Regions from separate parts of the Homo sapiens genome. Here region 2 is linked to region 1. Evidence: read pairs that join two places in POLR2A ChIA-PET (ENCODE). Cell type or tissue: OCI-LY7. All regions are shown on one strand. Region 1 overlaps ARID1B (AT-rich interaction domain 1B). Region 2 overlaps ARID1B (AT-rich interaction domain 1B).

The links. Peaks named below come from ENCODE experiments on the same cell type or tissue, not always from the same donor. Only the 100,000 strongest peaks of a DNase experiment are listed, where the experiment ranks them.
Region 2: POLR2A ChIA-PET joins it to region 1 with 12 read pairs; 5 of 35 experiments call an interaction of 5 or more read pairs at or near these places.

The regions. Positions count from the first base shown.
Region 1 is chr6:156,928,051-156,933,050 of GRCh38, reverse strand. The region is part of intron 3 of ARID1B (AT-rich interaction domain 1B); the gene reads right to left. Among named protein-coding and RNA genes, the nearest start is that of MIR4466, 150 kb to the right of the region's middle. In OCI-LY7, no CTCF peak of the experiment used is centred here; no DNase peak of the experiment used is centred here; H3K27ac peaks cover 361 bases.
Region 2 is chr6:156,849,510-156,854,509 of GRCh38, reverse strand. The region is part of intron 2 of ARID1B (AT-rich interaction domain 1B); the gene reads right to left. Among named protein-coding and RNA genes, the nearest start is that of MIR4466, 72 kb to the right of the region's middle. RefSeq lists enhancers at 734-1,429, 1,430-2,127. In OCI-LY7, no CTCF peak of the experiment used is centred here; DNase peaks (open chromatin) are centred at 2,159, 2,959, 3,289 and 4,509; H3K4me3 peaks cover 3,595 bases; H3K27ac peaks cover 3,266 bases.

The DNA.
Region 1 (5,000 bases):
AACAGACTATGAAAGCTATCAGAAAAATGTATTGTGGCCTTATATTTCACTCTTTAAGGCTTTAAAAGTTCAAAATAATTAGATGCCACCAAAATCTCAAATACTATTCCTAACCACAAGAAGCTTTCAGCTATTAAGTACAGTTGGAAATAAAATCAAAACAAAATTTAGTGAGAACTATTGAAAAGGAAACGTGTTCTGCCTCAGCTTATGTTTGAACATAAGTATTAATTTAATAAGGGAGCACATAGAAAAGGTGCCAAGTTTAAACCTAGAACAATCAACAACTACATATAACTTACAGTGGGACTATAAAGTCTGTTTGGCTGTTTTAATAATGATATAAAAATATTCCATAAGAAACTTGAGCTTTTTCATCTTAAAAAGCTATATTTATTTTTTGGTACATACTTATTTTCATCTCAAGAAGAGCAAATACACAGTAAAAAGGCAATGACAGTATCAGAAAATAAAGAATATGTTCAGCATCATATTTTATAAACAAAGAAGCACAGCTTTACACTTTAAAACATTACTGCCATCTTTGGTTATTTGTAAGTTTAAGCAGCCAGTGAACACCAGTGTGTAAACCAATATACACATATAAATAATTACATTTATCTGCTGTATAGAATGCCATATTGTGGTAATACTGCAATGCACAAGAACCAGGCAATGGAAATGAGGTTTCCCCTTTCAGAATTCATCAGTACTGTTTTTCTACATCTCACTCACAATCTTTTAACCATTGATGGACTCTGGCCTTAACCTTCTTTATGTTACGAGTCAAAGGTTAAAGGGAAACTGACTCACAAACAAAGGTGTGAAAAAAGTTTAGCGTAGTAGTAATTACACATTTGTTTCAGAAATTTTCAGTTTGGTATTTCTTCACCCCGCCCCCCCCCTTTTTTTTTTTTTTAAGAAACAAGGTCTCGATCTGTGGCTCAGCCTAATCATAGCTCACTGTAGCCTCTAACTCCCAGGCTCAAGCAATTCTCCTGCCTCAGCCCACCCATGCCTCCCTAGTAGCTAGGACTACAGGCACATACCACTATGCCTGGCTGATTTTTTTTTTTTTTTTTTTTTTTTAAGACGGAATCTTGCTCTCGTTGCCCAGGCTGGAGTGCATCGCGCAATCTCAGCTCACCGCAATCTCCACCTCCCGGGTTGAAGCGATTCTCCTGCCTCAGCCTCCCGAGTAGCTGGGATTACAGGCATGCGCCACCATGCCTTGCTAATTTTGTATCTTTAGGAGAGATGGGGTTTCTCCATGTTGGTCAGGCTGGTCTCAAACTCCCAACCTCAAGTGATCAGCCTGCCTCGGCCTCTCAAAGTGATGGGATTACAGGCGTGAGCCACCGTGCCCGGCCTAATTTATTTATTTTTTTAATATTTTGAGAGATGGGGTATCACTATACTTCCCAGGCTGGTCTCCAGCTACTGGCCTCAAGTGATTCTCCTGCCAAAGTGCTGAAAATCAGGAATGAGCCACTGTGCCCAGGCCTCTTGTAACAAATGTCGTAGACGCTGACTGAATGCCTACTATGGGCTTATTCCCTTTGCGAGGTACTTGAACATATCACAGTATGAAATGAAACATGACCAGGAGGAAAACACTAGTATCCCACTTCTACTACAGGAAAGGGTAAAGATAACTATTACAAGGGCCTAGTAGAAAGGCCAGGAGCAGGAGTGCTTCTGTTTTCTTTCATTAGGAAATGAATAAAATCCAAATAGCAATATGTAACTTTGAATAAAATGCAGAATAACCAAAACGTCAAAGACACTTTTTAAAAAATTAAAAAGGGAAAACATTCCCATGGTATAAGCTTTGAATTTTTTTTTTTTTTTTTTTTTTTTGAGACTGAGTCTCGCTCTGTAGTCCAGGCTGTAGTGCAGTGGGCGCAATCTCGGCTCCCTGCAAGCACTGCCTCCCGGTTTCAAGAGATTCTCCTGCCTCAGCCTCCCGAGTAGCTGGGACTACAGGCATGTGCCACCACACCTGGCTAATTTTTTGTATTTTTAGTAGAGATGGGGTTTCACTGTGTTGGCCAGAATGGTCTCTATCTCCTGACCTTGTGAACTGCCCGCCTTGGCCTCCCAAAGTGCTGGGATTACAGGCATAAGCCACTCTGCCTGGCCTAGCTTTGGATTTTTTTATTTACCTTTCTGCAATTTTTCAATGTGTTACCAAGTTTAAATGTGAATTTAAATCCTTTTTCCTTTATATACAACTAGAGCATATTTTCTGTAAACAGCACGTTGTTCAGCCTCTTAATATATTGTAGAGCTCATTCTATATCTGCAACTAAATATCTACTTTATTCTTTTTTTTTATGGCCACACAACATTGCATTATTTGTAGGTGGAGTAACGTATTTAACCAGTCACTTATTGATGTACATTTAGGTTGTTTCCAGTCTTCCGTTCTTCATACAGCACTATAGTAAGCATCCTTACGCATATATCTTCACATGAAAATCTCTGTAGCATCAATCTTTACAAGTGAAATTTCTGTCAAAGGGTTGTATATGTCCATTGTCACACTGCTATAAAGAAATACCTAAGACTGCATAATTTATAAAGAAAACAGGTGTAATTGGCTCACAGTTCTGCAGGCCGTACAGGAAGCATGGCAGCTTCTGCTTCTGAGGAGGCCTCAGGAAGCTTCCAATCATGGTGGAAGGCAAAAGGGGAGTGAGGTGGCTCACACAGTGGGAGCAGCAAGGGAGAGAGCAGGGAGGTGCTACACACTTTTAAACAACCAGGTCTCATGAGAACTCACTCACTATCACGAGAACAGCACCAAGAGGATGGTCTGAAACCTTATTCAAGAGAAACCGCCCCCATGATCCAATCCTCTCCCACCTGGCCCCACCTCCAACATTAAGGATTACAATTAGACATGAGATTTGGGTGGAGACACAGATCCAAACTGTATCAGATTGCTACATTTGAAATGTTAATATATACTGGCAAATTGTTCTTAACAAAGGAAGTATCAATTTACACTTACAGTCCATCATTCTGGAATAGAACAAAACTTACTCCAGGTGTCAAACTACATCATAAAAAGTAGCAAAACCAGAGCAGGGGATGAGTGGGAAGATAGGTAGACAGTAACCAAAAAAAAAAAGAATTTAAGAGCATACAGACTATAAACTAACAGATGATGGAGGAATGGAGGAGGGAAAGGAGCACCTTGGTCCTTGACAAACAAATGGCAATGGCACCTAGTAAGAGGTCAGTGAGGAGGCCTCTAGATGCCAGCAAAATCCAACAAAGAGCGTCAGGTCAGAAACAAAATGCAACAGAGCCTCCATGGTGTCTGGATCTGGAATAAGTGATAACTGTCATGTTATTTAAGAAAAGTTTTTCCAATCCTCACATCAAGTATAGATATGCTAGGAAGAGAGTTAAGATGGCCACATTGTTATTATCTTGCAATAATTCAGAATGAGGGAATGAATGACGATTTGAGTAGTCTCAATAATTTCTTGATCCTTTTCTCTTTGTGCTTTGGAAATTCCCTATCACCAATTCCAAATCGTAAAAGGGAAACAGAAGCCTATCCCCAACATGTGAGGGTGGGGGAGAGGTGGCTGCGACCACTTCCACAGAGAGGATGCCTGGTGGCCACACAGCCTGCCACAGTTCGTGAAATCATCCCTAGGCTTCAGACATTTGGCATATTATTGACCTCCCTCCACTTTCTGTGTGTAGATGAATTTCAAATATCATTTCCAAAAGGAAAGCGATATAAATCCATACAACATGCACATCAAGGATGGCATGCTCAGCCCTTGCCACCTCAGGAAAGCCCCACTGACAGCTCATATTCGCAAGAGGGGACTTGTGACAGGTACTGTGCACAGAGGTAGTGTGCACGGTTCATCCTAACGACACCACCACAAGATAGTTGCTATTGTTACCTCGTTTTTTCCTACCAGGAAACAAAAACTGAAGTCATTTGCAGAGCTAGCTTATGAGCACTAGGCTGGAGTAACTGAAAGTGATGGATATCTCTTCATTTCTATAATAACTGTACACTAGAGACAACTGGAAGCTTCAAACACTATCACATAATAAGGGATTGAATATAATTTTAGCTTTTTAAGGTTTTATCCTGGGCTTCATATATTCCCCTAAATTCTCTTTTGAAAAATTATAATCTTAAGTAGTTTATACGTGGAACACTTCTAAAACATCAATTCCAGTAACATGAATAAGTAAGAAATGCGAAAATGAAAAATTCTCTTCCACAGGTGTGAAGGCAAAGCCACACTCCTTATCATCAAGCATTACCAGAAGCCTACAGGCTGGCTGGCAAGCCAGGTGAAGGGGCCCGCCTGCCAGATTATGTTCTTTAAGGATCCTCTACCGGCTCTTCTCTTTCTCCCTGTCCTTTAAGAATGGGGGCCCCTCAAGTGTCTGTACCCCAAGGACTCCATGTGGCCCCCTGCTTGGTGGTGATTCCCAAATCTCTACAGGAGGTCCTTAACTGCATCCTTAATGTTTGGACCTCTGGAGAGAGTGCCTTGCACTCATCGGGTCAAGAAATGACTCTCCCAAATGACCCCACAGACCTGTTCCTTCTCCCTTGGGCCCCCACCTCACCGAAGGAGAGCACCCAAATGAGATTGCTCAGAGCCACCCCACACAACTCATTATCTCTTCTACAATCTGTGCACGTCTGACACATCACCAAAGCCCAAATCATCACCCAGTCCATCCCCTTCCTCCTGATCCGATGGCAGACACCTGCACTGCGGTCAATGCTGCTGACTTCCTCAAATACAAGTGCTCAGAAAATGCCTCCCGAAGGCCTACAGAAGGAAGTTTAAGTCCCAGTCTGGGCTCAGAAGAGCTCTTCAGGCACCCTCCGGCCACCAGGTCAGCTTCTACAGGGCCGGCCCCAGGGTGTGGGGCAAAACCGTACTTCACCTGTTCAGCTGCTCGGGTCCCATGGGCCATGCGGCCACTGCTCCTCGGTGCCTTTC
Region 2 (5,000 bases), 79 kb after region 1:
CCAGAGCCTGGAGGAACCAAGCAGACACCTGAATCTTCCGTGCTCTGCTCCAGGACAAGCCCCTACCCCTGCTTCACAGCCCCAAAGGGCTTCCTGAACTGCCTCAGGTTATGGGTCATAAGAAACCTTAATTTTCTGAATTCCACAGAAAGTCCCCAAGTACAAGTCAATAATCACTCAAAACCAAGGAAAACAGCCTTTCAAGCTCATTCCAGCTCACCCTGGCAATTCCGTTCGTTCCTTAGTGCCCCCTGCCAGAAAAACAGAAAGAGGAGGGGGTAGGAACAGGTACTAGTAGCTAGCTTTGGTTGATAAAAGGAAATTGTTAATGTCACAATTCACAACTCCCTGAAGAACGACATGTTTTATGAAAACATTCATAACGTTCTCACCAAAAAAAGTTTGTTTTTTAGTGAGTGAAAACATTAAATTATTTACAAGTATCACCTCATTTAACCTCACAAAAATTTATGGAGGGCTGGGCACAGTGTGGCTCATACCTGTAATCCCAGCACTGTGAGAAGCCAAAGTGGGGGATCACTGGAGCCCAGGAGTTCGAGACCAGACTGGGCAACATAGTGAGACCCCATCTCCACAAAAAATGAAATTAGCCAGCATGGTGGTACATGCCTGTGGTCCCAGCTCCTCAGGAGGCTGAGGTGGGAGGATCACTTGAACACAGGAGTCCTAGGCTGCAGTGAGCCGTGGTCGTGCCACTGTACTCCAGTCCGGGCAACAGAACAAGGCCTTATCTTAAAACAAAACTAAAAACAAAACGTATGGAGGCAGGTAATACTATGAGACCCATCTGACAGATGCAGAAGCCATCTCTTCGAGGTTAGGGCTGAGCCTCAGAGCTCAAAGACAAATAGGAAAGAGTACTGTGCCATAAAGGTGAGACCACAGAGAACAAGAGAAGCTGTGCTGGCAGATGGAGGAATCAGAGTCAGACATTTCTACACCTTGCCCCCTCTTCCACCACAAAAAGCACACGTGGGAGGAGAAAAAAGCACCTGTCCTGCAGCCTCCAGCTACTGCTCCTACAGGGTGACCCAGGTTAAGCCACTGCCTCCCTGGAAAGGAAGCTTGGGCCTCAAACTGACCACCCTAGAGGACTGGGTCTACCATTAGGATCCATTTTCATGCCCGCGGTGGGAAAATACTCATCCTCAGGACAACTCTAGGGCTCTGAATAAAAACACACAATAAGATTGTTTTAAAGAATATATCCAAATATTTCAAATTCATTTTTACATAGACTTTCATCTAGTCTCACAACACATTTCAATACAGGCATACTTAAGTACTATAATCCCAATGTGTTAAGTAAGATTTAAAGCACAGAGTTAAACCTAGAATTCTTAAGTCCTAATTCCTAATCCAGTCCTTAAGCACTGTAAGATTTTAAAGTACCACCCTATACCATGGTCTTAGTAATTCCACCAGTCAAACCGATCACTGTATGTGCAAATGATGCATGTAGCACATTCCTTAAGGAAGCACAAAGCTTCCAGCCATTATCCCTATCAGCATTATAACAGGCTACTCCACTTCACAGCAAGCTCACCAAGACATGAGGGAAGCTTTGGGTTTTCAAACCTGTTTGTTTAGTAAACCTTTTGCTCTCCCAATTAAGTGAAGGAGGAAGAAATATTAAGTTATAAAACAAAACTAAACATGAAACGAGAGGCTCCTACTTTCAGAGTAAGTAAGATAGCTGTAGCTGGGGTCGCTAATATCTGAAAGGTCTAAAATAGCATAGAGTTCACAGGCACGGGAAAATATAATACAAGTCATTAGCTATTAATAGAGCCAGAGAGCCCACTGTTGTAATTAAATCATAGTTTAATCCTCTGTATAATCCTCTGAGTTAGTCTTGACATGCTTCCTTGTGGTTAGTTTTGGAAAAACATCTGCTAATGGTAAAATTGGGGGCTCAGAGGGGGAAAAATTACATCCTTCTGGTTGGAATAGTCATATGAGTAAGTCAATGAAAACACTGAATTAATGAAGGTCCAAATCACTGGCTCTTAATTTTTTTTTTTTTTTAAGAGACAGGGAAACAGAGTCTTCTTGCTCTGTTGCCCAGGCTGGAGTGCAGTTGCCTCATCACAGCTCACTGTAACCTCAAACTCCTGAGCTCAAAGGGTCCTCCCACTTCAACCGCTCAAGCTTGAGACTACAGGTGCACATCACCACGCCCTGCTAATTTTAAAAATTTTTTCTGTACAGGGAGGTTTCGTTATGCTGCCCAGGCTGGTCTCAAACTTCTGGCCTCAGGCAATCCTCCCACCTCGGCCTCCCAGTGTGCTAGGATTACAGGTGTGAGCCACTGCGCCCGGCCTCAAATTTTTTTTTTTAAGTCAAAAGAGACTTAAACACAGAAACAAACTAAATTTGTGAAGGCTATTACAATTGAACAAAATATTCTGATTCGAAGTCCCTATATGCTCTTGCGAGAGGTAAAGAATAGAAATATAACTTTACCCAGTTAGGAAGGAAATATGTAAGTAACAAGTATTTGTACTGAAAGCATCCCTTTTCTAGACCAGCCTTGCGCTGAGATAACAATATCTCCATAATACCTTTAAAGAATGAGAGGCTGATTCAAGCCACAGTCCACAGGGATCAATTTACTGCCAGTCAATTTGCTAAAGACCATTTAGCTAGCTATATTCAAGCCTAGAATCTTTTAAAAAGCCAAATCAGCTCTGAGTATGTGCTGGGCTTTTTCATTATGTTAGTCTTCTACGTGAAGCACTCGACCAATAAATATTCAAATAAATTAACTGTGCCAGTAAAAAGTTTACTGTACTTAGTCATTTGAATGCAGAAATAGTAATTTTAACAATCTGTGCACAATTCCATGTTACGTTGGGCAGGCCCAGTTCAAACCCACTCCTGACACCCTACAGCTATAAATTATTTCTGGAGCTTGAAAGTGAAAGACAGGCCAGGTCTGAAATAGCACAACAGTTGGACAGTTCCAGCTTCAAGAAGACAAACCCTGTAATAACCTAGATCCAGAGGCTTCAGAAGGAGTCTAACTCACTGTCCAAAAGTGGGGGGAAATCCCTTCCAGAAAACATTCTTCTTTTTAAAAACGTACTCTTCATTGTTATTTCCTAAATATACAATTAAACATTGGAGTGTCAAAAGCAAAGCAGAAAATAGAGAATGCTAAATAAATAACCCGGAACAAGTTGAACCCTTCACGACTGAATGGTCTTGGAGAACAAATAGGGTATCTTCCTCCTCGAAGTCTTAAGATCTGGGTCCCCTTTCTAGAAGCAGCCCCTAGTGCTTGCAGGGGGGCTCTGGCACACACAGAGAGAGGCCAAGGTAACTGAGTCTTTCCCTAGTTAAGTCTCCTCCTTGGGGACATTTTCTTCATGTAAATTAGCAGTGTTCAAAGAGCCAGACCTGGCTCATTCCCCCACGGTAATAAATAATATAACCACACAGAACATTCAAAAACACTGCCCAATGCTGTTAATAAATACGGGACAAATACGCAAGGTTCAAAGATTAATGAAGCACCTCGTTCCCTTCATACAACCACTTGTTATCTGTGAGTGGAAAGATGATGGGGGAATTTTTGTGACTTTCATATTCCTTTACATTATCTGGACACTTTACAGTAAATACTTATCATTTCTCCTGTCAAGGGGAAAATATTTAAGCCATTTTCCTTTTTAATTTTCTCACTCAATGTGGTTTCAAAGAACGGATAGCAAGTTTAACTGCTTCAACCAGGTTAGTGGTCTTCAAAAGGTAACCTTAGTAAAATTTAAATAGACAATTCTTTCTTCCCAGAAGAAATTCTGAAAGAATATTAGTCTAACATATTTTCAGAAAGAAAAAAATGCTTAAACTGCCTATACATTAAATGCTTGTTTGAGAAATTACACTAATTACAACGAAGAGCCACTCTGTGATCATTAAAAATTACTATGCGTTCAGTGCAAGGGGTGATTCCAGTGTTTCCACTTCCCCATTCTACTTTCTATTACTTTTCATCCTTTTAGGCACTTATGTCTTAAAAGTGGCATAGCCTACAAAATTAGGAATTCAAAATACAAATTCAAAAAAGCCGCTTAATTTTAGAAATAGGTCCTCAAAAAGAAAAATATTTACACAATTTCATGTGAGAATTCAATCCTAAATAAGAATACTGGCGTCCAAAATCACCCAAAATGCAATAATAAAAATACAGATTCATATTGTCCAGTCAAAAAGAGTCTCCAATTTAATCATATATTGTAGCATTCTCAAAACTTCCTATCATTCCGTCCCATCTTTTCCATTTTCAGAAATGAAGTGATAATTCAAATGGGAAACACAGTAATTGTGTACAGTGCAGCCTGTCAATTGGTCCAGTTCTCTTCTGCACATCACCTTAAATACGTGCAAGCCAGATATGCTCTCCCGGGGCTGGGCGGGCCTGCATCTAGTAACTATGTGCTTAAAGTTGTCCAGGGCTACTAGATCAAAGACAGCCGTGCAAGAACACTTCCAGCTCTAACAGGTGCCACTTTGTGCAAAAACATCCACAGGAGTATTACAAAAAAAGACAGCACTGGGTTTCAGAAAGCCCGGTGTCAAAAAGGTGCTTTCATGCATTTTTAATCCGAGAGAGAAAGTGAACAATTGTCCTTCAATAATCAGTGTCAGGGCCAATGACACGGCTTCCCCTCCTTAGGGTCCACCCAAACTGTGACAATTGGCTTACCAACTACGGTCCTTAAGGGCTTTAAAAACAAAAGAAAACCAAAAAAGCTATCCTCCCCAGCACAGAAAAGCACCCAAATATTTGTCTTTTTCTTCTTTTGCCCCTTCCATCTAGTAATGAACAAGAAAAGAAGGAGAAAATGAATGTGATTGTCTGCTCTCTGGGACAGAAAAACATGCAAAGACTGTAACGATTTACACAAAGAGGTGTTTAAATTTTGACTCTTTTAGACTACGTAAATGCAGATGCTTCTCTCTATGAATTAATT